Regions from separate parts of the Homo sapiens genome. Here regions 1, 3 and 4 are each linked to region 2. A link is an interaction called in ENCODE POLR2A ChIA-PET data of the cell type or tissue named here. Cell type or tissue: CD4-positive, alpha-beta T cell. All regions are shown on one strand. Links, peaks and the distances in the headings refer to the core of each region. The heading gives the core; the rest is flanking DNA. Region 1 overlaps CD44 (CD44 molecule (IN blood group)). Region 2 overlaps LOC105376626 (a long non-coding RNA gene). Region 3 overlaps CD44 (CD44 molecule (IN blood group)). Region 4 overlaps CD44 (CD44 molecule (IN blood group)).

Region 1 (7,483 bases), core at 1,308-5,307, 120 kb before region 2:
CATCCAAGTGGGAAAGTCAGGATTCTAACCTCTATGCTATGTTGCCTCCTATTCAGGCTCCTGGTTACAGGTACTATGCATTCTCTCCTGGATAAACCATCACTGATCCCAAATGCCATTAATCTCATCTATACTGCCCCCTAAGCCTCAGATCAAGGAAAATAGATCTCTGATAAAATTGTCCGAGCACATTTCAAAGCTTTGCCTAGATTGTAGGGCCTGCGAGGAATAATAGCTTCTTGGTCCACCCCAGTTATTTCTGAAGTTGTAGAAAATCACAACATGTGCTGGGAAGAGAGCACTGTGTAATTTTCACCCAAGTTGCCATTATCTACGTCTTCCCAAACTTTCCTGAGAGGTGAGTGGCCTGGTACTAGTATTGGAGCTGGGCTGCAAGGGATTTTCAATATGGAATCCAGGAGCTGGTCAATACATCCATGGACCTGTGAGATTATATGCAAGATTGTGTGTATGGATGTGTGTGTGTGTGTGTGTGTGTGTGTGTTTAGGTAGGGCAACATCTCTGGTTTTCATTGGTTTTCAAAGTCTGTGACACAACCAGGTAAAGAATTACAAGAAATTATTATCTTCAAGGTCTCTAGTAACCAGAAATTCCAGCATTCTGAAATTTTGGAACTTCTCTGTGGGCTTCGTTGACAACAGAAATGGTGTCTCCCTTCTTCACAATTATATTCCCAGTACCTAGTACAGCCTCCCATGGTAGGCAAATGTTGAATGAAATAATGAATTAATAAATGCTCTCTTTCTGCCCCCAACCCCCGACAGGCTGCAGTCTTATAGGGTGCAAAAAGATCACCTATCAGGTTCCTTTCCCACATCATATCTGAGGAATCACCAGCTGGTGTTTGCTGAGAATTCCTTATTGGATACTTAAAATGTCTTTAACCCAGAACTTTGCTTCTGTGAACATTTGCTGTTTTCCCCGAAAGCAAATGTTTCAGAGACCAACTTTTAGTTTTGTAACTGGCTTTGTCTGTCTGAATGTGCAAGCTATCATCTCAGTTACAGGACAGTATGTTCACATACCATCACAGGGCCATTTCTGAGGCCAGATCTCCTAGGGAACATGGCAAACACAGTACATTCCATATGAAGACCACCCAAAGACAACCTACAGTCATACTATGCCCAAAGAGAGGGCACTGTCAGTTCTCCAGACCAGACGTCTCCAGATTCTGCAAAATGAGTTAATTTGTTTTCTAACTTGAGCCACCCAGGTGTGCCTGATCCCTATTTGTCATCTCCTCAGGAGGGATGAGGCAGAATTAGATTTTTGGTTCCAGATTAAGCTATATGTAAGGAGAAGTTGCTTTATCATGAAGATGAGAATAAAGCCAGTTCCTGCTACTCAATGGTGTTCTAATTCCTGCAGCTCCTGGTCCATAACCACAGTGAGCACTCACTGAGTGCCTAGTCTGGGTTCAAGGTATTCAGCACTTTACACCTAATATTTCACTTAATTTTCCTAACAATCCTGTGTGGCAGGCATTTTTATTATCCCCATTTTACACAAGAGGTAACTGATTCATTGAGAAGATGTAAGTAACTTGTGCTAGTCACTGGGGGACCTGGGTTTCAGACTGGGCAATCTGGCTGATCATTTTCCAGTGTTAAATTCCAACTTATGCACAGGTCAGACACTGAAATGACAGGAAGCCCACTTACCCTTCATGTGATTTTTTAATAAAGTGTGGAGAGGTGATCATGAAAAGAGAGCCCTAGAGAGAAGAATTTGAGCTTATTGAATATTATTTTAAGATCAGAAGTCCCTTGATTCTGGACCACAAGATAGGGGCCTTTACCAAGGCCTGGTAAGGCTTCAGTGGAACAAACTTCACTAATGGAATTTTCACTCTCTCTCCAGAGAGGAGATTCTGAAGTCTTGACCTTGACTGGCTTTCCCCAGCAGTGGGCTGACTGCTTCTCTCTGATTCTGCCTGTTGGTCTTCCCATCATACTCTTGGGAATTTAGAAAGCCCAAACCTAGTCGTAGCCCCCAGGCCTCCTGCCCTTTACAGCCTGAATGCTCTCTCTACAATTAGGCAGGGCTCTTAGGAGAGGACTCCAGGACTTGGGGTTGGCCCAGGGTTGGGTCACCAAGGACACAGGCTGTCCTTGTGACATTACGAGATGTCTGCAGCCAAACCCAAAAATCTAGACTGACCAAGCTAAGGCTCCAGGTTGATGTAGCTGGAACATAGCTCTCTGGGTGGACTGCACCCAAAGTGATTGAGCTCCTGGGAGTCAACCACACACAAACCACTTGGGCAGCCAGAAGCACTGGTAAGCTCTCCAAATTTTTTATTTTTACAGTGTTTATCATTAAAAAGCCAGGATTCTATTTCTGTCCTCTGATTTGCTGAGCTCATGTCCAAAACAGATTGCACAACTAATAAATCTTACTGAGCTGGTTCTGATCAGAAGTAGGAAGGGAAAAGGACAAGGTTTTGTTGTTTTAAAGCATTATTGTTAATTGGATTATCTATTTTTAAAGCCAGGAGGCACAATGGGAAGCTTCTAACCAATTTCTCTTGTGACACAGGAGAAAATAAAATCAAGGATAGCCGAGTATGGTCCTCCAGCAAGTTAAAAAACAAAACAAAACAAACAAAAAACAAAAACAAAAACACACACACACACACACAAAACTCAGTGGTTCATAATTGCAGATTTCTGACTCCTACACCAGTGCTGTTGCTACTGATCTATCTTTCATAAGAGGTCTGAGCAAGCTGCTCTCAAAAAAGCCACAACTCACTGTCTTAATAGGACACGAAGAAGTCATTTTCTTCTTCATTTGTTCGAAGGCTTCAAAGCCCAGAAGTTTTCATCTGGGAGTCTTTCTAGCTATTGTGCCCTCTGCTGCCCCCCAGGCCTGCCAGTCTAGAAGGCTGGCACATCACTCGCCCCCATCTCCTGATGCCCATGTGATGGGCTCCTGGTGAAAGGGTGTATTGTTTAGCATCCACTTCTGAATGAGGCCAGAATCACACTTGGTGGCCGAATCGCCTTTGGCTGCCCAGTGCAGACCATGAGTCTTGAGTGACTCAGTCTCTCCCGGAATTGCCCTGGAGGCAGATGAGGGTTTAATGAGCAGAGAAAACAGTCATGCACAATCATACCCAGAGAATTTCCTCCAGAATGTGCCCTGGGTTGCTTTCAACTGAGCTATTCATCACTTGGCACTTAGAAATGCAAGGCACCCCAACGTCTTGGCGCCTGGCTGGACCCCCTGATTTCTCTGCCTTTTTTCCGTGGAGCCTGGAGCCTGTCATGGCAGTCAACGCTGAACCAACATGGAGGGGCCTGTCACATTGGAGAAGAATCCCAAGGGTTCTCCTAGCTGTTACCCTGGCCCTTCAGCCAAGGCCACCAAATGATCAACCCAATGCACAGCCTAGAAAGCTCTTGGGTTGTTTTGAGAGTTTGGAGAACAGTACTGTCCCTGTCTCCTAATGGGATGATGGGGACTTGGAGGTGAGGGTATGGAGAACTGTTTAACCCCCCACTCCTGGTCCTGGATCCAACAGAGTCTTTCTGGCAAAAGAAAGTATATGTCCCAGAACTGTTGCTTCACTGCACCAGAATTCTGTAACACCAAGTAGTCTTTGACGAGTGCGTCTTCAGGCAGAGAAACCACAGTACCCACCCCTGTGTGTTGCCATGGTGATCAGGAAATCCTCTGGCCTCACGATCTTTGTTTTCTGCTTTTTCGGATCTTATTGATTTAGCAGATTGACTAGCACAAACCCAGGATGTGGTAAATGAAATGAAAAAAGCATCTTGGGGCCCAAATAGGGTTTTTCCTCTTGCAAGTAGAAAATAAGGTTGGGCCACTTGGTTTTGTCATTGTATTTTTTTTTCTGGGTAGTTACAATGACTGATACATCACCTAATCAATATACAGTTTCTGCTAATGTCTATAGCTGGCATTTTGTGGAACTGCTTAGCTTTAGTTTGAGGGAAGACTTTCGTAACAGTTGAGGTAGGATGAGAAACTGTTACTCATAGGTAATATCTATATTTCAGGGCTGATTCATGGGTTGCTGACATGCTGAGATAAGCCGGGGGCCCCCATCTGGGAGTGGGATGCACTGGTTCTAGCCTAAACTCTGTTAATTATAAGCTAATTATGTGACCTTGAATAACTCCCTGTAGCTCCCCCAGGCACACCTTGCCTTCCTGCCACCCAAGATGAAATAAAAAGTTATGAAATTTTGGAGCTTGGGGGATAAAAGTGAGAAGGTTGATGTGCATACCTGGGACAGTATTAAAATCTCAAAAAGCTTCTCAGAAACCTCATATGAATTAAGACACATTGGGGCTCCACCCTCAGCAGAACCGAATGGATTAAAGTACATCAGGCTTTGCTATTCTTGCCACGTAGCAGTTTCCTTCACCAATTATAAAGCACTTTCACACCCAAAAGCAGCCTGTGAGGCCCAGAGGGTAGGTACTACAGACCCATTTAAAAGGTGAAGAAACTAATGGACATAAGTTTCACAGACTCAAAGTCTTACGGAGAGTTTGGTAAACCCAGATCTCAACTCAGATTTTCCAGTTCTGCTAATTTTCCCCATTCCCCTCTGGTGCTGCCTTTTCAACTTGGGTTGTCAACAGGCAAATGGGACCAGTGGAAGCATTCAGAGAGAAGATTGATGGTTTTCAGATGTTTCTTTCTCTCCCTGACATGATGTCTTAGGCACAACCACAGTATTTCAAGTGGTTGAAAATCAAGCTGAGCTAATGGGGGCTGGAGTGAGGGTGGAAGGGCAGACCCAGAGACTCAATCTACCAGATGCTCATTCTCTTCCAGCACCCACCCTACCCCATCAATTGTTCTGGCACCCACCACAAAGCCCTAAGAGCCTTGGTGGAAAAGTCTGGAAAATACTGTGGTAGGGGCCAATCAAAGTGACGATGGCCACCACTTAGTAAGTCCTGCAATAAACCAGGGGCTCCAAAGCATTTGGAAACCTAGGAGGGTAAATCATCCCATGCAACGGACATACAAACAGATGCTCAGAGCAATTAGTACAGCTCAAAGGCTGCAGCCCAAATGAAATATATTGTGCAAAAATGCTATCCATGAGCCAGGCTTAGTATTATCATTTTTGTATTCTTCCCTTCATTATTAAGAACACAAATATCTTGCAACTTAAAGTTTTTCATAAAGATTGTCCCTTGCTCACTCTGCAGAGGAGATAGCAAAGTTTGAGTTTCCAATCCTACTCTAAGGAGACTGGGCTGGGTAAATAGTGGACTTGGCCAGATTTATACAATCAAAAACTGCAGTTAAGACTTGTTGTCTTTGAAGATACAGCCATCCAGATGGAGAGAAGCAAAAGGTCACCACCAATTCCACCAGAGCCCAACTTCAACACACAGCCCACGGCATCTCCAAATTTGATTTTCTTTCCTCTTGCCTCTTTTAGCATCTCCTTAAGTGAAAAAGAAAAGATTCTGCAATGTATGGAGCTGCTAATTTGTGTCAGATTGTAGTCTATGTGCCTTAATAGATGCTATACCTTGAGAAGTCAAAAAATCACCCCCATTTCACAGATGCAACAAGTGAGGCTGAGTACAATCCACTCAGCATCCTGCTATGAATGTGGCAAGAGCCAGGAGTCAAACCCCAGGATAACACTTGGTTTCTGACATGAGTTAGCTAAGACTCAGTTTACCAAAGCTGTGCCTCTCTGCTTGGGATATGTGGATTCTCACCCTGGGGCATGAAATGTATGTGAATGGTGGGGTAATGGATGTGGCTGTAACACTAAGGCTCTGGCAGCTTCTACTGCTGAGCCCCCAGCTGGGTTTTCCAGTGATATTAACACTAATAGAGTACCTACTGTGTGCCAGGCTCTGTGCTCGGTACTTCACATGAACTATCTCGTTTCAATCCCACAGTAGTCACATGAGATAAGTACTATTGCGATCATTGAAACTTGATACATATAAGAAAACTGAGGCTGAGAGAGGTGCAAGTTTGCACCAGCAGGGGGTGAGGCAGACAAATCTCTTCTTTCTCAGGGGCCACATGCAAATGTCTCTCTCCTTGCTGCACCTTGACTTTAGGAGGGTACAGACAAGAAGCAGAATCATGCCTCTTCTCAGATAGTTTTAACATCTTGGGTTAGAATTTGCTAATACCATGCACATTTAGCTGGGGGGAGGGAGCTGATTACTACTTTTTCCTCCCAGGAAGTAGCCATGAGACCAAAGAAGACAGGGAGAATTTCATAGAGAAATTGGTCTTGCACTGGGATTTAAGAGGCTTGAGCCTAAACAGGGCTGACCCTGTAGGGACCACAGCAAGAGGAAAAGCTTGATGAATGGACTGGATTTCTGCCTGACTAGTATAGTCCTCTAATTCTCCTATGAAGGATATTTGTTCTTCCCAGGACAGATGCCATCTGGTTCGCATACTCCATAGATTGATGCTTTTTTACCCCTTTCCCCATACCACCACTATGATTCACAGGGTGCACAATGCCAGTCACACTCCAATGGGCACTAACTGCCTTGTAATCCTAGTGGCCTCTTCCCTGTTACTCAAAGAAGCTTATCCGAATGCAAGCAAGTGAGTGTGCATGTTTTTCTAGGAACAACCATGAGTTTCCTTCAGTTTAGAAAAAAAAAAAAAGGTAAATCATTCATAACCCTTGGCACTTGGTGGCCAATAGCTCTTACTTACAATTTACCTTACAACCACCACTGACTTACAGGTGGATTAAAACAGAACAAGATTCATGCCTTTAGGTTATCTTGCCTTCTTCAAATATATTAGCAATGAAGTGATGCAGCTGCAAAAATATTTATTTGCAACAACAAAGCATTACAAGTGACAAAGTAGAGCTCTAAATTTCCACTGATTTCAAAGTCAGAGGACTCAGAAATCACCAGGTCACATGTTGGTGACTCAATCTCTGTCTTTCCTCATGTTCCTCTTTTTCTATCAGATGCTAAAGCGAACATGGGTGTACATGTCTGTGTGTGTGTGCATGTATGTGTGTGTTTCTGTCTGTGTGCACAAGAGCATGCACATAAGAAGCAGGGTCTCCTTCGCAGTCCAAGAACACTACTGCTATTCACTCTTCAGATGTTTTGGGGAGTTACACAAACTTTCCCAAGCAGAAGCCCTACAGAGGGAGAAGCTGGATTGTGGGGATATTTTTAAAATGTGGGCCAAAAGGTTTCCAGGATTACTACAGTTCCAACTGCCCTGTGAACTAATTGCTTGTAATTCACACCTCTTCCTGAGCTTTCAATCCGTGAAATCTCATCTGGAACAACGGATGCCAGTCTCAAATGCCAAGCTCCAGAGAACTCATTTCTGACAAGCTTTTAAATCCAACTCAAGTCACAGGGTTTGGACCAAAATCTTTACCATTCCATGCTTAGCTGAAGCAGGCCAAACATAACTTCCTTCTTTTAAGGAGCATGATCCATGCAAAGATCC
Region 2 (7,483 bases), core at 1,827-5,826:
GGAGAAATTGGCCAAAACAAAGAGGTTACAGGCCCCATGTATGTCCAAAATCCAGTAGGGCAGTCAGATTTTAAAGCTCCAAAATGATCTCCTTTGGCTCCAGATCTCACATCCAGGTCACGCTGATGCAAAAGGTAGGTTCCCGTTGTCTTGGGCAGATCTTCCCCTGTGGCTTTGCAGGGTACACCTTCCCTCCCAGCTGCTTTCACAGACTGGCATTGAGTGTCTGTGGCTTTTCCAGGCTCACGGTGCAAGCTGTCAGTGGATGTACCATTCTGGGGTCTGGAGGACAGTGTCCCTCTTCTACAGCTCCATGAGGCAGTGCCCCAGTAGGCTCTGTGTGGGGGTGCCACCCCACATTTCCCTTCTTCACTGCCCTAGCAGAGGCTCTCCATGAGGGCCCCACCCCTGCAGCAAACTTTTGCCTGGGCATCCAGGCATTTCCATACATCCTCTGAAATCTAGGCAGAGGTTCCCAAAGCTCAGTTCTTCACTTCTGTGCACCCACAGGCTCAACACCATGGGTAAGCTGTCAAGGCTTGGGGGTTCCACTCTCTGAAGCCACAGCCCAAGCTCTATGTTGCCCCTTTTAGCCATGGCTGCAGCAGCTGGGTCACAAGGGAACCAAGTCCCTAGGCTGCACACAGCACAGAGAACCTGGGTCCAGGCTACAAAACCACTTTTTCCTCCTGGCCTCCAGGCCTGTGATGAGAAGGGCTGCCGGGAAGGTCTCTGACATGGCCTGGAGACATTTCCCCATGGCGGTAGGGATAAACATTAGGCTCCTTGCTACTTATGCCAATTTCTGCAGCCAACTTGAATTTCTCCTCAAAAATAGGATTTTTTTTTCTACTGCATCATCAGGTTGCAAATTTTCTGAACTTTTATGCTCTGTTTACCTTTTAAAATGGAATGCTTTTAATAGCACCCAAGTCACCTTTTGAATGCTTTGCTGCTTAAAACTTTCTTCTATCAGATACTCTAAATAATTCCTCTCAAGTTCAAAGTTCCACAAATCTCTAGGGCAGGGCAAAGTGTCGCCAGTCTCTTTTTTAAAACACAATGAGTCATCTTTGCTCCAGTTCCCGACAAGTTCCTCGTCTTCATCTGAGACCATCTCAGCCTGGACTTTATTGTTCATATCACTATCAGCACTTTTGTCAAAGCCATTCAACAAGTCTCTAGGAGGTTCCAAACTTCCCCACATTTTCCTGTCTTCTTCTGAGTCCTCCAAACTGTTCCAACCTTTACCTGTTACCCAGTTCCAAAGCTGTCTCCACATTTTTGGGTATCTTTTCAGCAACTCCCCACTCGACTGGTCCCAATTTACTGTATTCATTCGTTTTCCTGCTGCTGATAAAGACATACCTGAGACTGGGAAGAAAAAGATGTTTAATTGGACTTACAGTTCCACGTGGCTGGGGAGGCCTCAGAATCATGGCGGGAGGTAAAAGGCACTTCTTATATGGTGGCAGCAAGAGAAAATGAAGAAGAAGCAAAAGTGAAAACCCCTGATAAACCCATCAGATCTCATGAGACTTATTCACTATCATGAGAATAGCATGGAAAGACTGGCCCCCATGATTCAATTTTCTCCCCCTGGGTCCCTCCTACAACACATGGGAATTCTGAGAAATGCAATTCAAGTTGAGATTTTGGTGGGGACACAGCCAAACCATATCACCAAGCAAGGCCAATTGACTTTCTCCAGAAAAGAGAATCCCTGAGTAAAGTGACATGAGGAACCACTAGCTAATGAATAGTTTATGAATGTCTCCAACGTAGGTTTCTAATTTCCTGTCCCATATGCAGCCAGATTCTTTAGCTTTTTATTTGATTCTGTGAGATATCCTGTAGTCTTCTAATATGTATGTGTGTATGGTACAAATATGTGTATGTGTGTTTTAATTTTCTTTTTTAAAATTAGCTAAAGTTGGTTTCTTTTGCTTGGAATAAAAAAGAATTTATCTAAAATGAGAGTCCCAACATATTTCACTGCCTATGCAAATCTATGCCTAGCTCTGAACCAGAGTTCTCCTCCTCACTAAATATTTTCAACTTAGGGGTAAATGGTCCCTCCTTCTTAAACAGGAAGTGTGTAATGCTGAACTTTATAAAAGCATTGGTGCTTTTTTTTCCTTCCTTTTTCTATGAATGCAAGCTTCTTACCACTTCCTAACCAGCAGCAGCCTCAGAGGAGTCCCCCACCACAGACAGAAGAGGGAGCAAGGTCCTCCCCATCACCTGAGTCTCACATGGTTCTAGGACCCCATGGTTCTTGAGCTGGAAACCAGACCCCAGTATCGACCTCTCAGAGACTGACAACCCCTGACAGAGGTGCCTCAGACTCCATGATAGAAATATTGGATGTCAAAAGCAATGCTCTCAACAGCACAAGGTTCTGTCAAAGACAGTGCAATGAGAGCCAGCTTCCCCCACCCCTAATAAAACAGGGCCTCCTCAATCCCAGTCACACACAGAGACAGCCTCAACATACATGCCAAAAGGATGGACAATGATACTCGATCACCACCACTGCCATTGCTGCTGTTACTTTGTATGAGATGAGCAGAGCACTCCAGTCTGAATGTTTGGGTGCCCCCACATTCATATGTTGAAAGCTAATTACCAAGGTGATAGGTAGGAGCTAATTACCAAGGAAAGGAGAGGAGGTGATGGTTAGGAGGTGGGGCCTTTTGGGAGGTAATTAGGTCACGAAGGTGGAGCCCTTATGAATAAATTAGTGCCCTTGTAAGAGGCCTTGAGAATTGCCTTGCCCCTTCCATCCTGTGAGGACACAGTGAGAAGGTGTCATCTATGACAAACTGGACCCTCAGCAGAAAAAAAATCTACCCACACCTTGATCTTGAACTTCACAGCCTCCAGAACTGTGAGAAAGAAATTTCTGTTGCTTACAAGCCACCCAATCTATGGTGTTTTGTTATAGTAGCCCGAATGGTCTAAGACAATGGACAATATCTCATATCTACAATAGTATAAATATATTTTCAAGCATCTTTTACTTCACTTATGTATTTATATATCATAATCCAGTAAGGCAGGAAGGGCCAACAACATTAGTCCTATTTTATGGATTTGGAAAATGAAGTACATGCCAGTACTATCATGTTAGATCTTGCGTTACTACTGACAATGACGATGATAGTCATAGATGTCAAATTATCAGATCCTCTCTCCAGAAATCTTTTAATTTACTCATTATTTTTAAGAGATATAGTCTTGCTCTTTTGTCCAAGCTGCAGTGCAGTGGCACAATCATAGCTCACTACAGCCTCAAACTCCTGGGTTCAAACTCCTCCTGTCTCAGCCTCCCAAGTAGGTAGGACTACAAGCTTGCACCACCAGACCCGGTGATTTTTTTCTTTTTTGTAGAACAAAGGTCTTGCTATGTTGCCTATGCTTATCTTGAACTCCTGACCTCAAGGGATCCTCCTGCCTTGGCCTCCCAAAGTGCTGGGATTAAAGGCATGAGCCTCCTGGCCCTGAAATATCTTGAAAGCACAGCAAGAACAATAAGAGTTCATATTTATTGCACGTCTCCTATGTGCTTTGAATGTATTGAAGTAGATGCAATTGTCCTTATTTGAAAGTTAAAGAAACTGAGGTTCAGAAAGATTAAGTATATTGCCTACGACCACATCATTAGTAAGTGATTGAACCAGGATGTGAATCCATGCAGTCTGACTCCAAAGTCATGCACTAGACTAATAAGTGACACCTCTGTTAGCCCATTTTTTAAAGAAAACTCCATTAGAATATGTCAACAAGACCCTTAGATCTTGTTCTTATAACATTTATAGCACTTTTTAGTCTGAGAGTAAACATCATACCTGCTGAGGACAGAAGTGGCTCTTCACTAATATTTTCAGCTCAGAGTGAAAAGGTGGGAGAACTCAAAGAGAAGAGTGTTTAAGTCCATCCCATAGTCCTAGATGGCTTAAAGGACTTGGGTAAACACTCAGCTGTGAAACATTAACAAAGCTCCCAGCCTTGGTGGGTTGCTTCACCTGGGTATGCCAGGCCAACAGAAGTATCTGTAGTAGCCTGGAAAATATCAAGGATCTAATAAATCAACTGATGCTGAAAACAAGCTTGACTTCCTTCCGCAATGTGTATCTCTGCCATCGCAGTCTTCACAGCACGGCAGACACTAAAATGTGACAGGAAACCCAATCGTCTAGCCTAGCGAGTTATTTTCAAAGCGTTGCTAGGGTGATGGGGAGGGAAGGCACATCACAGACAGACAGAAAAATCAAAGGTTTGATAAAACTTGGTGTCATTCAAGTGATATCCACAGACATTTGAAAGGTGCTCTGCTCACATGGACAACGTGGAGGAAATTCAAGGACGATGGTCATGACAGCCTCCATCCTCTTTCAGCACCTTCTTCCCTTGGAAAGTCCTCTCTCTGACATTCACGGCCTCAACCACCATCCATCTCCAGTGCTGTTCCCCCACCCCGGAAGTGCCTCCCATATAATTCTGTCCCGCTTCACTAAATCCCTGGACTGCTTTTTTTTTTTTTTTTTTTTAATTAGAAAAGGAATTTTAAAATTCATTTTTCCCCACAGCTGTTTAGTCCTTCAAAATATTAGTTACTAAATCAAAACTGATGAAATAATTTATGATTTATATGCTATTGGGTGATAATGACTTAATAAATTAATACTGTCAGAGAACTTTTGAAATTTACCCTAACAATAACTAATGGAATTTTCTAGCTCCCTGGGAGGGTGGTACGGTGGAGATGTTTAGTGCTTCCTCTCATCCCATTCTCCTCTCTTTTTGGAAAGGGTCATGTGCCTGTGGTCTGTGTGTCACATGTAGACCAAGGCATTTAATTGCCAGTGAGTGACCCTCCAGTATGCTCCCTCTCTGCTATGACAATGGTGAAGTTTTTTTGTTGAAATGAAGGTGTTGTTAGGTTAAAGCAGCCTGCATCACTGAGCCACCATGTGGAGGCAAGTATCTTAGAGAATCATTCCAGGCTACAATGGACTTTGGATGAAACAGTAATAAAATTCCTTTATGTTAACCCACCAACATTTTTTGGTCATTTTTTATAGCAACATAATCTAGCATATTCTGACAGATAAAGCTAGTAATTTTTGATCACTTCAAATCACAATCCACAGTTTGATTCTGATAAAAGACAAAATTACTAAAAATTACTTAATTAACCAATCAAGATCTACATAACTAGATTTGTTGTGTAGATCTTAATTGGCTTTAATTTGCCATTCTAAAATTGGGCAGCATGTCAGACCAAAAATGCTCTGCCTCACCACATGTGCAGGTTGTATTTCTCTCCAGAGAAAAGGCAGTGACATACAAAAAAATGGAAGTGAGGTACAGAGGCAGACTGATTGGTTACAGCTTGTGTCTGTCTTATTTGAACCTAGTTTGAACAGTTGGCAGCCATGATTGGCTAAAGCTCAGCTGCTGTAATTGGCTGAGAACAGTTTGGCAGCTGTGATTGGCTGAAGTTCAGCTGCTGTAACTGGCTGAGACTCAGCTATATGTTACAAAGGCAAATTCCTAAATTAGGTTTTCAATTTGTTTACATACTAAATTAGGTTGTAGTTCATTACGTAAGACTTGGAGAAGGCTTCTTAAGCCCAAATTTAGTTTAACAGTTCCTGTCTACTGTTAGGAGAAACGTGCTCTGCTTATTAGCTGTGTGGCTTTGGACGAGTTATTATACTCCCCAGAATGAGTCTATGTCTTCCTCTGTAGGTAGCTGGTCCTTTTCAGCTATAAGATTCCACTTAACTGGCAATCCAAAATTACATGGTATCTGCTCCCTAAAAATAACTATTGTATGCAAAGACCAAGCAATTTGTCCCCAAACAAGCAGAGATGTTTAACCCAAGCCAAATACTTTTTACCTGTCATCTCTCTGAACAGGAGGGTCAGGATCCCAGGTTGCCAGTAAAAAAAGCACATGTTTTAAAAGGTCTGAGATTGAACTAAGAGGCCACACGACATCTCATTATCCTCTAGAATTGGTCATTCTGCGCCTCTGAGTTATCAAGATTTATCAAATTAGAGCTGTTCAATTTGGGAATCAGGTAGCCTTTCTCAAAGTTTGTTTTTTGTCTTTGGGGAAAGTATCCGTTAATGTATGAAGACAAGAGGGTCACATGTGAAACAATGGTTCACAGCCCTTTTAACATATCTCTTCAAAGCAAAAGCTTTTCTTGGATGTATGTGTGGTGTGTGTGTGTGTGTGTGTGCGCTTGCCTGTGCACACGTGTGTCTGGTACTATTAGCACCCACTGATCTAAAAATGCAGTATTAGAAAAACTATTTTAGTGAATTGTTATTTATATATTTGAAAAATAGCACACATATTATTCAATATATTTAGACATATTATGTATTCAGGCTACAGGCAATGTTGGGCATGTGTGTATATTTGCAGATCTCTTGCAGTAACTCTGAGACTTCCCAGAGGCTATTCATAGCCACAGGCTGGGAATAGTATACTTCAGGAGTCTAGGAGCATACTGCAACCTATATTTGGTTGTCACTTCCTTTCCCTCATCCCCAGCCTCTTGTTCTCAGGGAAGCAGACGCTAAGGCAGAATTACGAGTGCATAAGGCTTTGGGGGGAGTAGCAATTATGAAAGGAATTGGGAGGAAATAGGATTGGGCATGGGAGAGCCATGCGATCATGATACAGTCTTTATTAGACTAACCTGCCTAATTACCTTTTGGAGCCAAGTTCCCACCGGACAGAAATAGTCAAGCCCTCCCTTCATGTCCCTGCTCAGTCATGGGGCCATTCTGAACAGAGTATGAGATGGGCTCAAAAATTGCTAATAGGTACACTGTCTGCTGACTACCCTCTTAGTAGCTGCACAGTGAGACCTTTCTTGAAGAGAAGTGATATATCTCCATCTGCCATACCCAACATTTCCCCCTAATGCTATAAGGTAATTTTGCCCCTTAAGGTTATTCATGAAGACAACATAACTTTACAAATGATAGTGTAATGTGCTTTTGGGAAACAGGCCATCTCTAAACCAGCAAAATAAGAAATAAAATCATAGCCAAACATGAGCCTAATTGCATTGGCCAGTGGGCAAAGTGCTCCTAGGATATGGGATTGCATTTAGTTTAAGCAGACTCTCCTTCTGCAGAGGGAGCTATCTGAAATCAGAAATAAGATCAGAAAAATGTTTGCTGCAGGGATCTGGTTATACTGTGCAATGCACATGGTCATGAGTATTGACTGTTCACTGCAGGGAAGTAAACTGTGCAAGAAAAATGAAGCAATAAGGGAAAACAGGAAATGGCATGGGGAAAACAGGTTCTTTTAGGAAGAGGAATCCATTCCAAGTGTCAGACCCAAGCAGCTACAATCCTTTCTCTTAGCCTGGGCTGCGACGGTGAACAGGTGTTTAGCATGTGCCATGAAGAACAGCTAGAATGAATACAGCTAGTGAGAAATTCTATA
Region 3 (7,483 bases), core at 2,208-6,207, 130 kb before region 2:
TTGCTAGGACTTGAATAAGGCTCATAAGCCTGATTTTCTAGGTTAATGGTTGGGAGAAAGTCACAAAGACATAGAGAAAGGCTGGCCTGTGTCCTAGCATCTACATCTTAACTTAGGTTTCTTCTTCTCTGGTTCTTTCAACTGTTGGGTAAGGGATATTTAAGAAGGTCAAAGGCATACCATATACTCTCCAAGGCTTTTTTCCAGCCCTCTCATATAATAAATACCTCTCAGCTAAGACATTTGACTTACACCCCAAAGCTATCATTAGATTCATGTCACTCCCTTATTCAAAACCTGTAATGACTTCCCATCACACTGAGAATGAATCACCCCGTTAGCTGGCCCTTGCTTAGCTCTCTGACTTTATTCCTTGGCATTCTCCCTTCTGAGCACTGATATTCTCAGAACAGTCCAGGAGGCACTTTCCCTGACCACCTTCTCAGAAAATAAAAGCATCCCTAGCACTCATTAGCCTCGTATTTTGCTTTCTTTTTTATAGCACTTTTATCACTTTCAGACTTCATATAGGGCAAGCTTGTCCAACCTGCGGCTCACAGGCCTTGTGTGGTCCAGGATGACTTTGAATGTGGTCCAACACAAACCCGTAAACTTTCTTAAAACATTATGAGATTTTTTTTGTGTGATTTTTGTTTGTGTTTTAGCTTATCAGCTACTCTTAGTTTTAGTGTAATTTATGTGGGGCCCAAGACAATTCTTCTCCCAATGTGACCTAGGGAAGCCAAAAGATTGGACAGTCCTGAATGGTATTTAATATTTATTTGTTTATTGTTTGCCTCCCCAATTTAGCATGTAAGCTCCATGGAGACAGGAATGTTGGCTCTGCTGTACAGATATTCAGTGAGCATTTGTTATGTAAATGGAGGCTACATGAATCCCCACTTAAGCTGAGCTCCAAAGACCAGGCTCCCACAGCCTTTCACGCCAACAGACACCCCCCTGAGAACCAACCTGAAGCATTGAAGCAATATGTGTCATACTGGGAGGTGTTGGATGTGAGGATGTACACCCCTGTGTTGTTTGCTGCACAGATGGAGTTGGGGTGGATCCGGGGAATCACCACGTGCCCTTCTATGAACCCATACCTGTAAGAGAAAAACAACAGGATATTGACCTAAATGGCTAAGATGGGAATTTCATAATATCCCATTCAATGACATTTAATGCCGTGCAACACTTCATTCAGTTCACCCCTAGGGATATCGGAGGTTTCAACAACCGAGTTATTTGAAATCCAAAAATAACAGCATAGAGAGGGAAAGAGATCAACAAGACTGATAGAAACAAAGTGATTTTATTTAGAGACCTATAAAGAGCTTTAAAAAAAAATCATGAAAGGAATAATTAGTTTCAGTTAAAATTTGTGTTCAGCAGTGTTGAGTCTATTTGAACAAACAGAAGGAAGCCTGAGTCACAGAAGAGAGAAGTTTTGATGTAAGATTCATGCTGGCTCTGGAATACCTTCATGTTTTCCAGAAAATACACAAAATGGCCAGCTTCCATAGATAGGAAGGGGTGCTTCTTTATTTCAGTGCACACATTCCAGACCTGCCTCATGTCCCATTCCCCCACTTCTTTCTCAGCCACAACTTTTCCTGTGAGTCCCCTTACTCCATACTCCATTGCCCTAAACATGAAGCCTTGTTTATATGCCAAGTACACAGCACAGCACACTGCCTCCTGAGCATTGCAGGCATAATTCTATTGCCAGTGGGAATAAATTAACCATCATTACAATGGGAGTCATAGCAATTAAGTAAGCAGATAGCAACGGCTCATGTAGCTCAGGAACTTTCCAGAAGTAGCACAGCCAGAGAAATGCATAGCCCCTCTCTCCCCACCAAGGTATCTCTGGGAGTGTGTTACAGCTGGATACGACATACAGATACAACATACACAGCCCAGCCTCTTCTAGCAGCATCCTGGTGGCTAAAAACTTGCTTATTTTTTAATTGTGCTAAAAACACAATTTTTTTTGAATATAAAATGCCTCAAAAAATGAGATGTGGGCTGAGAAAATGCCATGTGCAAGGGAAGCTGTGGTGCAGCAGGAGGGCAGAGAGGAGGAAGCTAAATCCAGCAGGTTTTTCAAAATGCAATTCTGGCTAAAATGCACATTGATGCTTTTCATCTTTCCTGCCAGGGGCAACAGCATGGAGTGCATCACCCTGCACGACCCATGGAAATGTCTGTGAGTCTGAAGTTTCCAAGCACACAGAACTCCTACCTATGTGGCAATTGTAGCTCGCATGACTAATTTCTCATCTGAACAGACAAACTGGTTTCCCCAAAGCCTCCTTAGCTTGGCAGGGGGTGTGGGCACAATTAAATGGTAATAAGTTTTCATATATCTAAGAGTTGCTACCAATCAGGGTGGGGCAGACAAAAGAGAGTAGCTGCTAAGGTTTTATCCTAACCCATGAGACTCTGCCATCTGTCCTGTGGCAGAAAGCTGATTCATAGCTACCTGAGAGAAATTATGGAAATGAGTTTTGCAATACTTAATACCAGTTATGGGTGAAATGATAGATTTCTTTGGCACAGTTTTTCTAAATAATACTTCTTGGTGAACCTACCCACCAACTCACCCCCATCACATCATGTCATCAAGTATGGATAACACCAACATTCTAGAATCTATTGCATTCTCTTTGTAAGCTATTACTGAGTTTTTGCCACCTCATGTTGCCTACCGGTTTTATGGGTCATGCTAACTGTAAATTGGGGATATTAAAGTTTATATGTGTGTATGTGGCATGAGTAAGTTACTGTTCACAAGGAGGAAAGAATATTCAGCAAATCCAGGAAGCATACTTTCCTCCCCTTTTAAGCCCCTGAGGAGGACTTGGTCATTAAAATCCTGTCCTGGGCTGAGGCTAAGCAGAACCAGAATCCTAACTCCTCCATAGGCAGGCTGTGTGTGCAAATTCGCTAAGCCTCGGCTGCTTCATCCATAAAATGAGGTGATAATATTGACCAATACTGCAGTTTGAGGATTAAGTGAGGGGTTTGGCCAGGTGGGCAGTAGGGCTCCCAGCATCTAAGTGCTTGATGATTGGCCAGTGGCAGTTGTAAGAACTCCCCTGGTCCTCAGCACATGGCAGCATATCTATATTTTGCAAGTATGCCTTGTTTGTATTTCACAATCAAAGTTCAGCTTACTAAATTCACTTTCTTAGGCCAGTGGCCTAGTCAGGGCCATAATTAAACAATTAGCCTTGGGAATAGAATAATGGATTTGCTAAATGGCCTTTTTTCATTGCATCCTACAGTGCAAGTTCAGTAGCCACCAGAGCTTTCTCCCTCTCTCTGCTCCTTTCATATTCCCCCAGACCTAGCTCTGAACACATACAGATGTCTATGTACATCTGCTCTTTATTTTAGAGCAGTGCTCCTCAATAGAACTTTCTGCAATGATGGAAATGTTCTCTAACCTGGGTCATCCAGTACAGTAGCCACTGGCCATCGGTGACTAACCGAGCACTTAAAATGTAGTTAGTGCTAGTGAAGAACTAAAGTTTTAATTTTAGTATTTTAATTAGTTTAAGTGTAAGTCACCACATGTGGTTAGTGGCTACCATATCAGACAGGGCAATTTTAGGCAAAAGACTTTCCTTTTCCCTTTCAGCAAGAGTCTCAGCCATCACTCATAATGTGGGTGCATGACTGTACCCAGTGTTGGAGGATAGAAGCACTTAACTTACACTTCATGGTTTCCGTAGAGTTCTGCAGCTTGACTTTTCAAAAGCAGTCTGTGTGCATGTGAGTGTGTGTTGCAGAGAAAGGGGAATCATATTACCTAAAGACACTGCAAAAGCACAGCTACAGGCTGGGGTAGAAACTTCAGAGCAGTTGCAGAGGTTACTCAGTCCTCTTCTAGTGAAAACAAATCGAACCACAACAATTCACTGTGATTGCCACCGTGGCTTGCTCTTCTTGTGCACCGCTTACCGCAAGGCCATTGGAAATTCAAAAAATAAAGTCCTTGCTTGTTGTGATTATCTTGCTTGGAGCCATAGTTTGAGGAAGGCTCTATGCAGCTCTAGAATAACTGGTAGGAGCCCTCTCAGGGCTCCCAAAAATAATATATCTTAATATAATATAGCTTAATAACTTTCATGCCTTTTTATTTACTTTTTCAAACCAGAGAAACATAGAAGAGAAACCAAAAAAAATTTTTTTTAAGAGAGAGTAAGAGAGAGTAGTTTGAAAAGTCTGCTTTGATCCAAGTCTGCAGGGCCAAGACTCTAACAGCCACATATTTATTTCAAACACTGTTATTTGGTTTATGTTTTCTTGTGGTTCTGACAATGATACTGCAGCTTCTTCAAAGCCAGGAGAGCTCTGTGGAAGCAGGTTAGACAAGAGGATTCCAGCCGAGAGGACCCCTAATGGCTTCCTCTGGGTTCCCGCTCTATGATTCACAAAGGTGTCTTTAGCTGACTTTAAACTCCAGTTGTCATACAGGTTGCAGATTGACTTGGCCAAATTAATACGTGGGGTTGACTCCTTAGGCAATAATCCATTCAGCTGTGGGAAAGGAGCCTTCCAGTTCTAAGCCCAGCTGCCTGGTCCCAGGCCGCCAGCTTTCCCCAGTGGTCGGGTGCTGGTCTCTTACCTGCAGGTCTCAAATCCGATGCTCAGAGCTTTCTCCATCTGGGCCATTGTGGGCAAGGTGCTATTGAAAGCCTTGCAGAGGTCAGCGGCCTCCGTCCGAGAGATGCTGTAGCGACCATTTTTCTCCACGTGGAATACACCTGCAAAGCGGCAGGTTATATTCAAATCTATGGGAAGAAATAGAAATGTTAGATTCTTTTGCATAAATAATTTGGAGACAGTAATAAGTTCAGTTTAGGACAGACTCCTTAAAAAGTCAAATAAGGCCGGGCGCGGTGGCTCATGCCTACAATCCCAGCACTTTGGGAGGCCGAGGTGGGTGGATCACCTGAGGTCAGGAGCTCAAGACCAGCCTGGTTAACATGGCGAAACCCCGTCTCTACTAAAAATACAAAAATTAGGCCGGGCGCGGTGGCTCAAGCCTGTAATCCCAGCACTTTGGGAGGCCGAGGCGGGCGGATCACAAGGTCAGGAGATCGAGACCATCCTGGCTAACACGGTGAAACCCCGTCTCTACTAAAAATATAAAAAATTAGCTGGGCGTGGTGGCGGGCGCCTGTAGTCCCAGCTGCTCCGGAGGCTGAGGCAGGAGAATGGCATGAACCTGGGAGGCGGAGCTTACAGTGAGCTGAGATCGCGCCACTGCACTCCAGCCTGGGCGACAGAGCAAGACTCCGTTTCAAAAAAAAAAAAAAAAAAAAATACAAAAATTAGTCAGGTGTGGTGGCACATGCCTGTAGTCCCAGCTACTTGGGAGGCTGAGGCAGAAGAATCACTTGAACCAGGAGGCAGAGGTTACAGTGAGCCGAGATCATGCCACTACACTCCAGCCTGGGTGACAGAGCGAGACTCTATCTCAAAAAAAAAAAAAAAAAAAGAACAAACAAACAAAAAGCCAAATAAACTTCTCTGCTAGCCAGAGCCTTCAAAATTCACTCCAGCATTCCAAAGCACCATGATATTAAGCTCAAATCTGAGAAAAGACATGGTAAAATAATATCACTCTTACATTCTCTCCATTGATTGCTCTGCAACAAAGTTTTTAAAAAGCAAATGATTTAATTTTGATTATTGATGTCATACAAACTTACAGAAAACTTACAAAACACAGGAAAGCAATGAAGGAAAATAAGTCCACCACTACAAAAACTACAGCAAACACTTTTCTATATCTTCTTCCAGTTTGTTTACTGAATACACACATTCACACGTGCACACATGCACACACGTACTTTATGCATATATACATAAAGTATGTATCTATATACACATACACACATACACACAAATATACATACTCACACATATGCTTGCATAATTGAAATGGTACTGAATATACAGTTCTAGATTTAAGAGTCATTTTTCCACTTAATCTTATGTTATGAGCATTTTTTCACAATCAAGTGATCTCTCCCTGGCTTACAACCTCCAAGAGTTTATGTTCATACCCAGTATAAATGTTCTTATTATGGCTAAAACCAACATAATCTGGCTCCTGGCTCCCTCTCTAACCTCAAAGTAGCTTGCTCTGCTCTAAGCACAAAGCTTGTCTTCAATTCTCTCAGACATTCTGAGCTCCTTCCCATCCTAGAATATTTGTATCTGCCTTCCTCTCTGTCTGGAATGTTCCATCCTCAAATGGTCACATAGGTGGTTCATTTTTTTTATCATTCAGAATTTTAACTCCACGTCACCTCACTTTAGAGTGCTTCCCTAAACACCCTTGTCTAACCCCCAGTCTCTCCCTCAACTCATTTGGCTTTTGTGTCTTCACAACAGCCTGGTCATCTATTGATGTGTGTGGTTACTCTCTTTCTCTCCTTCCTGGAATGAAAGCTCTGAGAAAGCAAGGGCCTTTTACTTGCTTGCAGCTGTTATCTCTAATCCCTATAACAGTACCCAATAGAAAGTAGATGCTCAACAAGTATTTGTTATATAAACGAATGACTCATTGAAATTTCCTCAGAAACACACTTTTAATATATTGGCAGACCAAAAGCCTGTCGTTTGCTCTCAGAGTTAATGGCATTGAAAATGAAGCCTAACTGCTATCAGTTGGGTAAAGAATTATTCAATACAAGGACTTTAGTGAGTTTTGTAGACATTAATCTGAAATTCCAATAGAGAGCTAGAAATCATCCTCTTCTACTTGATCCTGTGTAACAATCTCAAAAGACTTCAAAGGCTGTAATTGAAAACTCCTGGGACTATATGACCCCCGGTTTACACTTGAGGAAACTGCATGCAAAGGGTTAAGTCATTGAAACTATCCTGGTGAAGCTTATTCCTCCTGAACACTTCCTCAGGCCTCAATGACTGTCCTTCTCTAAGAAGACATGTTGACATCCTCTTGGGACAATGCCCCAAGTGCCTGGCCAGGCACCACTCCTTGTTGTTAGTTAAGAACCAGGTCTGGAATCAGACAGAACTGGCATTAACCAGCTCCATCTCTTCCTTGCACAGTTCTAGTGGTGGGTAGGAAGATTCCACTTATTTACCAACAAGAAAGTTGAGGCTCAGGGAAGTGAGTTGCCCAAGGAAGTGAGTGAGTACCTCTATCTAGAGCCTATAGTCTCCTTTCTGAATCCCAGTTGCTCTGTTCTGTATTTCTGAGCTGACAGCAATAGGAGAGGGGACCTATTACTGCAGTGTCCCTGGGTACCCAGTACCTTTGAGATTCTGTGTTGCATCATCTTCAGAAACCTGAAAGGTGAGTTTTATGTATGTATGTATTATTTATGGGTGAAGCTCAGAAAAATTAAATGACTCCCCAACGTCACCCAGCTCTTAAGTGGCAGAGCAGGAAATCTATCTCAGACCTGTTTACCACCCAAACCCATGATTT
Region 4 (7,483 bases), core at 2,300-6,299, 99 kb before region 2:
CTTTTATGCTCACTGGCAAAAGAAAAGAGATAACCATTACATGGCATCCTTTAAACTTTCTCTTTTTAAATGGAGATGTGTTTGTGAGGTTTTTATGAATTTTCAGGGGGAACAATAGGAGAAAGCAAGTCACTTAAGGGAGTCTACAGGAATGTACCTGACCTCTAATGATATTGTAAAGACAACTAGTCTCACTGCAGAGGATCCACTGCAAAAACAAACTCCTTGACAGGAGATTTCTTCCCCGAACTTTTATCCCCTCTTGTGGGTTACCTGAATTCCCCTCCCCCTCTTGCAGGCAGATGTGGGCCCAGTAACTCACTGGTGGCTGCGGAGCTGACGTCAGCTGGTTTCCTGCAAGATGGTGCTTAGTTAGCTCTGTTAGATTCTGGTTTTTTGACTGGATACTCAGCAGAGGCAACATCTGTGATTGGCATGTAGTAGCTACTCATTTAAAGTGTGCAAAGACTAGAGCTGGGGGCTTGGGCAGAAATGCCCTTCTAAGCCAAACGCAGGAGACCAGGTGTTGGCTGCATGGAATTGTTCATTTCTCCCTGGCACCTTTTTTTTTTTTGAGACCGAGTTTCGCTCTTGTTGCCCAGGCTGGAGTGCAATGGCGTGATCTTGGCTCACTGCAACCTCTGCCTCCCGGGTTCAAGTGATTCTCCTGCCTCAGCCTCCCAAGTAGCTGAGATTACAGGCATGCACCACCATGCCCGGCTAATTTTTTTGTATTTTTAGTAGAGACGGGGTTTCTCCATGTTGGTCAGGCTGGTCTCGAACTCCCGACCTCAGGTCATCCGCCTGCCTCGGCCTCCCAAAGTGCTGGGATTACAGGTGTGAGCCACCTTTCCCAGCCCTCTCCCTGGCATCTTAATGTGCATAATAGTGAACACTTGCAAAGGGGCTTTACTGTTATCGTGCTACTATCTTGGAAAGGAAGTGGAAAAAGATGCTGCCTAGTTCCACGATTGGTGTGTGGATCCTCCTAGAAGTCACTGCAGACCTGTTAAGTGTAAAGAGATGCACTAAAATTGAAAAAAAAAAAAGTTGGGGGAAGGGGGCTGGAATATGGGATGAGTCCTCATTCCCAGGAAAAGGCCTGCATCCCTTCCTGTGGACTGAGCCAGATGTTCCCAGGGGGCCTTGCCTCCTCCCTTCCTGGGTGGCTTTTTTCTCAGTGAGGGGTACCCAGAGGAAACTCTCTTGCTCCCTGATGGGATGGTCACATGCTGGGCCAAATAGAAGCCTGGTCATCTGGTTTAGGCTAGGGCTGGAGAGAAGGGCTATAGTATACTTCCAGCTTTTGCCAAATTCCTTGTGCCCTGGATATGTACAGCCCTACTCCTGACAGCCTCTTTTCTCAGAGTTTCTCTCCCTCCCTCATCCATTCTAGCCGGTGGAGAGAAGACCCTGGAACCAAGGGCCTGTAAGGTGAGGGCAAATATTTTGCTGCTATTTGATTGGCTCATTTCCCAGTCAAAGTTCTAGCTGATGGAGAAACACTAATCAGCCACCTTTACCTTTCATCCAGGTGACAAATAATGAAGTGATAATGAACAAACAACTCAATTCACATCCCTTTCAGCCCTATCCTATCCTAATGAACAAACAACTCAATTCACATCCCTCTCAGCCCTACCCTATCCTCAACTTTCCATCACATGGAAGAGAGTAGAGCTTCTATTCAGAGATCAGAATGAATGAGTCAACTCAGAATATGCATTGGCAGAAGTTTCCATTACAACTTCCTCCTCCTTCATTTTTGCAATTCTAACCCCTTCCTCTGACATCATGTTTAAAAGCTCAGTGGATGTTATGACCTCACCCACAACTAGATTCCCAAATGAAGTTTTTGAAAACAACTACAGTACTTCCAGGTACAATCGTCTGGATTTCTAGGGTGCCTCGATATCTTAATATACCAAGAGAAGCACTCTAACATAGTGACAAAGAGCATGAACTCTGTAGCCAGATGTGAGTTTGAATCCCAGCGCCATCACTTATCAGCTGCATGGCCTTGGGCAAGCTACTTAAATTCTCTGTGCCTCAGTTTCCTCATATGTAAAAGACAGATAATAACAGCACCACCTTCATGAAGTCAGTGTTTGGATTAAACAAGGCAGTATATAGGAAACAATTAGAATGGCGCTGGTACATGGTCAACACTCTGTAAGTGTTTGCTATTATTACTAATAGTGGTGAGGGTTCTCAGAAACATAGAACTTGTGCAAAGATGCAAACAGAAAAAGCGTAAGAGCTCTCAAAAACAAATGAACTTTCAGGCACTGCGAAGGAGACTTGCAATGCCACAACAGCAGATGCTCAAAATGACTGGTCTATGTGAATAATCTCTTCCCTCAACCCCGGAGTTTTGCAATTAACCTTTACTTTTAAAAGCTGAAGACCTGAAAGTTTCTGGGACCTGAGTTTTGCAAATCACCTCCTTGGTGACTCAGTCCCTCCCCACCCACCTGAGATCTGTCTGCCCACACTTGCACTTCGCAGGGACACTTACCTCAGGAGGACACACCCAGGCAGCCAGTGCAACTCAAACTCGGGGAGATCTGGCTCTGTGAGTTTCCATCGTTCCCCACCCCCACAAGACCCACCCCCTCATTCTGTGTTTGTCTCCCTGTCTCTCAGGTCTAGCTGGGCAGACAATCTTTGGGAAGACAAAACCTGCCCCAGTTATGGGTAATTTCTGACATCACAAGCTCTGTGGAGAGGAGACACCGTTTGCCATTGCCAAAGTGGCTCCCCGTCGGATGTCAGGATTCCCTACGGATTTGCCCCCGAAGAAGCTATGGTAGTATCTGGTCAGATGACAGCTTGATAATTGCCCAAAGAGACCGACAGAGAAGGCAAGAATCTCCCGCATCTCCCATATAGTACTTCTACTTCTCTCCTCTGCCACCACCTTCCAGAAGCAGACATGGGGGTTGGAGGAGTGTGGGCCTCTCACCCAAGGATCTCAACCTCGTATCAGTATCTCCAAAATAACTAGAACCCCAAGGTGGCTGCTGCTGGGGAGTGTTTTTGTTTTGAGGCTTAAATTTGGGGTTGGTGTCCTCATCTCACTGGCTCCCACTCCCTTCTCAGCCCAACTATCTAGTAACCCTGTCTTTAGCCAGATGTCCCCAGCGGTCACAGCAGGCAGCCACCAAAGCCGCAAACAAACAGATGGGTGAGCTCACTGTTTGGGGTAGACCAAACATGAGGCCTGTGGTGGGCAGTCAGCCAGCCAAGTCAGCCCTGTCCTGAGCAACACAGCCATCACCATGGTTCTCACTTACACATAAATGTATTTGCACCTTAGCCCATACTGACAGCATGCTTCCATATATATAGATATCATGACTTTTATATTCTAGACATTCATTGCAGTTCAACAGTTATGGGTCAATATTACTGGGATCTGGGCCCACAAAAATGAATGTGACATGATCCCTGTTATCAGGGGACTCCCCCAGTGCTGCAGAAGACAGGAGAAGATACATTGGAATTTGTTTTGTTGTGGTTATTTTCCCCTTTAAGGGGCATGAAAGTCTTTAGCATTCTTTGGCATCACCAATTCCCACCACACACATAGATCCTTCAGGCATGTACTTATAGGCATACCTGCAATGTGCATATGTCCACATCCAGCAAACAAGAATCAAACATGTGGCTTATCTTGGTACGTCACCCAGTGGGGCAATTGAGCAATGGAGAGGGGAGGAATATGAAATACTTACCTCCAAAGTACACATGTCCTGAATCAAACATTAATTTAATTGACACCATCCTAGTTAAGGAGTTGTAAAGATGTGAATTTCTTTATGCAAAAAGCATTTTTAAAAAGTGTTTGACTTTCAATTACATTAAGTCATGTATTTATTTGTGGAAAAATATATAAACATTTAGTCAAAATATGCACTAGACATCAATTGGTAGAGTGTTTGCATATTTGAGATCCTGACTCTCCCAGAAAATCTGGAACGCACAATGACTGTATCCATGCCTGGCCAGACTCCAGAACCACAAACTTTAGAAAGCACCCCTTCCGGTTTACTCTGGCAAGTTGGGCTTGCCTCGCAAACCCAGTTGGGCAGCTGTGGGGGGTACACTTAAAAAAAATTCAACCTGCTAAGTGAGTGAAAAGTGGGATTCAAATTTAAGGTAGAAGGTATCAACCTACCCTGCCATTCTAAAGAACGCCTACAACCTTCCCATTAAAGCAGGGACACAAAGGAAATTGAGTCATCGGTTTCTTGCTGTGCAAACCCCAGAATTTCTCTCTGAGGCAGAAAAAGATCCCCTTTGAAAACTACACGGTGCCTGGTAGCATCTGCCACCTGCTTCAGCTCATTCTTTCGCAAGAACCACTTCCCTTTCAGGCTCTTCGGTGGAGTGACCTAAAGCGAAGGTGCCGGGGAAGCACAATTGCAGTTACTCTCTTATCCCCAGCCCCAGCCCCAGCCAGGAGGCAGTGCTGAGGAGGCCCAGGTGATCTCCAACCACCTCCTCTCCATCAGGGGACCCCAGCCTTGAAGCATCTGACACTGCAGGTGGATCCGAAACCTCACTTGGGTGGCCACATGTCACCTAGAGCCACACACTGGGTTTCAGTTCAAGACCCATGTCAGCCTCCTACCCAGGGTCGCACAACCTACTAATGAGCATGTGAGGAGTGGGTCTCTGGGTCTGTGCATGTGAAATGCTTGCCTGGTCAGAGTGAGAGCTCCTGTAATGCTGCTTTCCTAATATTCAGGCAGAGGGCATTGCCCTAACTTGTCCTGTAGACAAGCAACCACCTCTCTCTTTATTCCAAGCCTGTAAATCAGAGCATATCTGGGAGGGCAGCTGGACTCTGATAAGGGATGTGATTTATTTTAGTTACAAATAACTTGGTTGGCATCTCTGATATCTGTGGCCAAACCTGGGGAGAGACAGGCCAGGGCAGGGCAGCCAAGAGTCCACAGCCTGCCGGGGATGGAGAGAGAAGCCACCCATGCAAGAGTTCACTTATGCTGGCCACAGGGGACAGGTAGTGTGGGAGAGCCACGTATAGCTTCCAAAGTCCTCCAGACACGTAATGAATTGAAGGAGCATAAGCATTGGAGTCTAACATGGGAGGATGTTAGATAATGCGGAAATCCCAACTCCACCACTGGATCCTGGGGCAAGTCATGCCATCTCCACAAGTCTCGATCTCTTTATCTAGAAAATGGAGTTAAAGAGAGTGCTAGGTGTATTGGGCTGTTGGGAGGCTTAGATAAGATATCCTGTGCTACCCCCGGCTTCACATCTAGTATAGAGTCAGTGCTCACTGAGCAGTATTTCCTAGAGACTCAGGACTTAGGACCCTGCTTTACACAGGACCATATGGTACCACAGCAGAGCATCAGGTTTTTAAAACTTTGGTGCTCCTGACCATCTAGCGATGTTCCAGGAGGTGCTAGAAGCCCCAGGACAATACAGAGAATCATTGTCGAACACCAACATTGCTATATGGTCAAAAATATATATCATTATTATTGTATTAAACTCAAATTGGGTATATTGTAGAGTAATATATAAAACTGTAATGAGTCTGTAAGGTAGTATTTAAGGTGTGAAACAAATGTTGTTACCCCAGTAGACCACACCCTCCCCACCCACTGCAGGGGGTGGGGTTGAGGCTCCCACAGTCCTCATGATAGAGATACATGAGAGAAATGCCCTGCCCTAATATCTTAACAAGTCGCAGAGAGGGGAAGTCACTAGTCCCTCTCTTTCAGATTTTCTAAATGATCCTTAGAGTTCCCATCTCTGAGTCTATGACAATGAGTCAGGAAATAGTTCCTGAATGAATGGAAGGGAATCTGTCATGAACTAAGAATTTCATGCTGTCCAGCATCCCCTCCTTTGTGGGGAAATTTGGGAAAAAACAAATGGAACATTTTCCTACTGGCTGCCAGCCTCCCACACAAGGACTTGTCACCATGCCTTTGCAGCAAGTAGATGTCCAATGTGTAAATGGGGAATACCTGAATTAGTTGATGCTAGCCCCAACAGAGATGAAGCTTTGCCTCTTTGCTCCTTCACATGGGAAAACACAGCTAAAGTTCTAACTCCCAGCAGGGGGCGGAGTCTCTAATGCTCAATTAGAGAGAAGGGAGCAGAAAGGTGTGTGCCAGCCCTAAGACCCAGGGCTCTCAGACGCTCTCCTCTTTCTCAACACCAGGCATGCAATTCCCAAGCAAAGATCCCCTCACCCAGTCTATCATTGTTGGACATTTGGGTTGGTTCCAAGTCTTTGCTATTGTGAATAATGCCACAATAAACATACATGTGCATGTGTCTTTATAGCAGCATGATTTGTAGTCCTTTGGGTATATACCCAGTAATGGGATGGCTGGGTCAAATGGTATTTCTAGTTCTAGATCCCTGAGGAATCGCCACACTGACTTCCACAATGGTTGAACCCTAAAACTTAAAGTATAATAATAATTAAAAAAAAAGATCCCCTCACCCACAGAGACAAGGAGATGCATGTGCATGAAGGACTCATCCCCCCTGGCCTCCACCAAGGGCCACTTTCTTCCTCCTGCACAAGACCCCGAATTCAAGATATCTGTTCCCCAACTCAGAGTTTCTGGGTCCAATGTCACTTAACTACATTTGGCCATTTCTCCACTTTTTGCTTTCCCATACAAAGACTGGACTCCTCCTCAAAGCCTTGCTCCTTTCCAAAGTTTCCTCGTGGTTGTCCAGAGTCCACCACTCCCCAGAATGGGGCAACAAGAGCTCCTTTCCTTCCCCTTTCCTCCTTCTCCCCTTCGCCACCCACACCATGCCCAGCCCCAAGCCCTCTGACAAAGTCATGTCTCCTTTCCAAGTCCCAGTTCCTGCCAAACAACTTTACAAGCACATGAAAGCGAGGGCCGGGGCAGTTATTGCTACTGGCACTTCATTGTACTTCCTCTAAATGATGCTGCGCAAAGGGGCCGTGGAAACACGGGGCAGGAGGGAGACTGCGGGTCTCTGGGAGAACCTCAAGGGTTAGGACAGTGCCAAATATTTGGAAGTGGGGCCTTTTAGAAGGAACGGGGAGACAGGTTGGAAGGAGTCAGGAGTCAGAATGCCCAAAGACAAAGCAGAAGATGGCACTGGTAGGTAACATACAAATAAACTTCCCTAGAGACTATAGGGAAACCACCAGGGCCCTCTTCTTTCAGGCCAGGCCCAGGGCTCTCCCTGATCTCCAGCTTGACTCTTCTCTCCCATCCTGAATGTTTCCACTTTTCAAGGGCTTATTTGAGCTCCAGTCCCTTTTGGAACTTTCCCTAAGGCCTAGAGTCCACCAAAATCCTTCCCTCCCTGAAATCCTTCCAAGTTCGTCCATCTTATACAGTCTAACATATTCTAAGCCTAGGCTTTGGAGCTCAGTGGAGCTGGGTTTCCATCCAGCACTGCTCCTGGCTATGTGAATGCCAGCAAGTCACTTAACGTCTCTAAG

Evidence for each region. ChIA-PET counts read pairs that join two places held together with the same protein. Peaks named below come from ENCODE experiments on the same cell type or tissue, not always from the same donor. Only the 100,000 strongest peaks of a DNase experiment are listed, where the experiment ranks them.
Region 1: POLR2A ChIA-PET joins it to region 2 with 34 read pairs; 13 of 35 experiments call an interaction of 5 or more read pairs at or near these places.
Region 3: POLR2A ChIA-PET joins it to region 2 with 12 read pairs; 13 of 35 experiments call an interaction of 5 or more read pairs at or near these places.
Region 4: POLR2A ChIA-PET joins it to region 2 with 11 read pairs; 21 of 35 experiments call an interaction of 5 or more read pairs at or near these places.

The regions. Positions count from the first base shown.
Region 1 is chr11:35,162,436-35,169,918 of GRCh38, reverse strand. The region is part of intron 1 of CD44 (CD44 molecule (IN blood group)); the gene reads right to left. SNORD164 (small nucleolar RNA, C/D box 164) reads right to left here and starts at 6,969; the gene lies at 6,909-6,969. RefSeq lists an enhancer at 3,831-3,890 and a silencer at 4,311-4,360. In CD4-positive, alpha-beta T cell, for the core only: no CTCF peak of the experiment used is centred there; DNase peaks (open chromatin) are centred at 3,038, 3,708 and 4,368; H3K4me3 peaks cover 2,474 bases; H3K27ac peaks cover 4,000 bases.
Region 2 is chr11:35,042,126-35,049,608 of GRCh38, reverse strand. All of the region lies in intron 2 of LOC105376626 (a long non-coding RNA gene), which reads left to right. Among named protein-coding and RNA genes, the nearest start is that of CD44-DT, 92 kb to the left of the region's middle. In CD4-positive, alpha-beta T cell, for the core only: no CTCF peak of the experiment used is centred there; DNase peaks (open chromatin) are centred at 2,168, 2,638, 4,208, 5,428 and 1 weaker place; H3K4me3 peaks cover 736 bases; H3K27ac peaks cover 3,150 bases.
Region 3 is chr11:35,173,897-35,181,379 of GRCh38, reverse strand. CD44 (CD44 molecule (IN blood group)) reads right to left here. Exons shown (of 18, transcript NM_000610.4): 2 at 4,640-4,805; 3 at 973-1,106. Among named protein-coding and RNA genes, the nearest start is that of SNORD164, 15 kb to the right of the region's middle. In CD4-positive, alpha-beta T cell, for the core only: no CTCF peak of the experiment used is centred there; DNase peaks (open chromatin) are centred at 2,266, 3,869 and 4,384; H3K4me3 peaks cover 616 bases; H3K27ac peaks cover 2,870 bases.
Region 4 is chr11:35,141,183-35,148,665 of GRCh38, reverse strand. All of the region lies in intron 1 of CD44 (CD44 molecule (IN blood group)), which reads right to left. Among named protein-coding and RNA genes, the nearest start is that of CD44, 5.8 kb to the right of the region's middle. RefSeq lists an enhancer at 4,096-4,155 and a silencer at 4,326-4,375. In CD4-positive, alpha-beta T cell, for the core only: no CTCF peak of the experiment used is centred there; DNase peaks (open chromatin) are centred at 2,485, 4,345, 5,665, 6,115 and 1 weaker place; H3K4me3 peaks cover 4,000 bases; H3K27ac peaks cover 3,582 bases.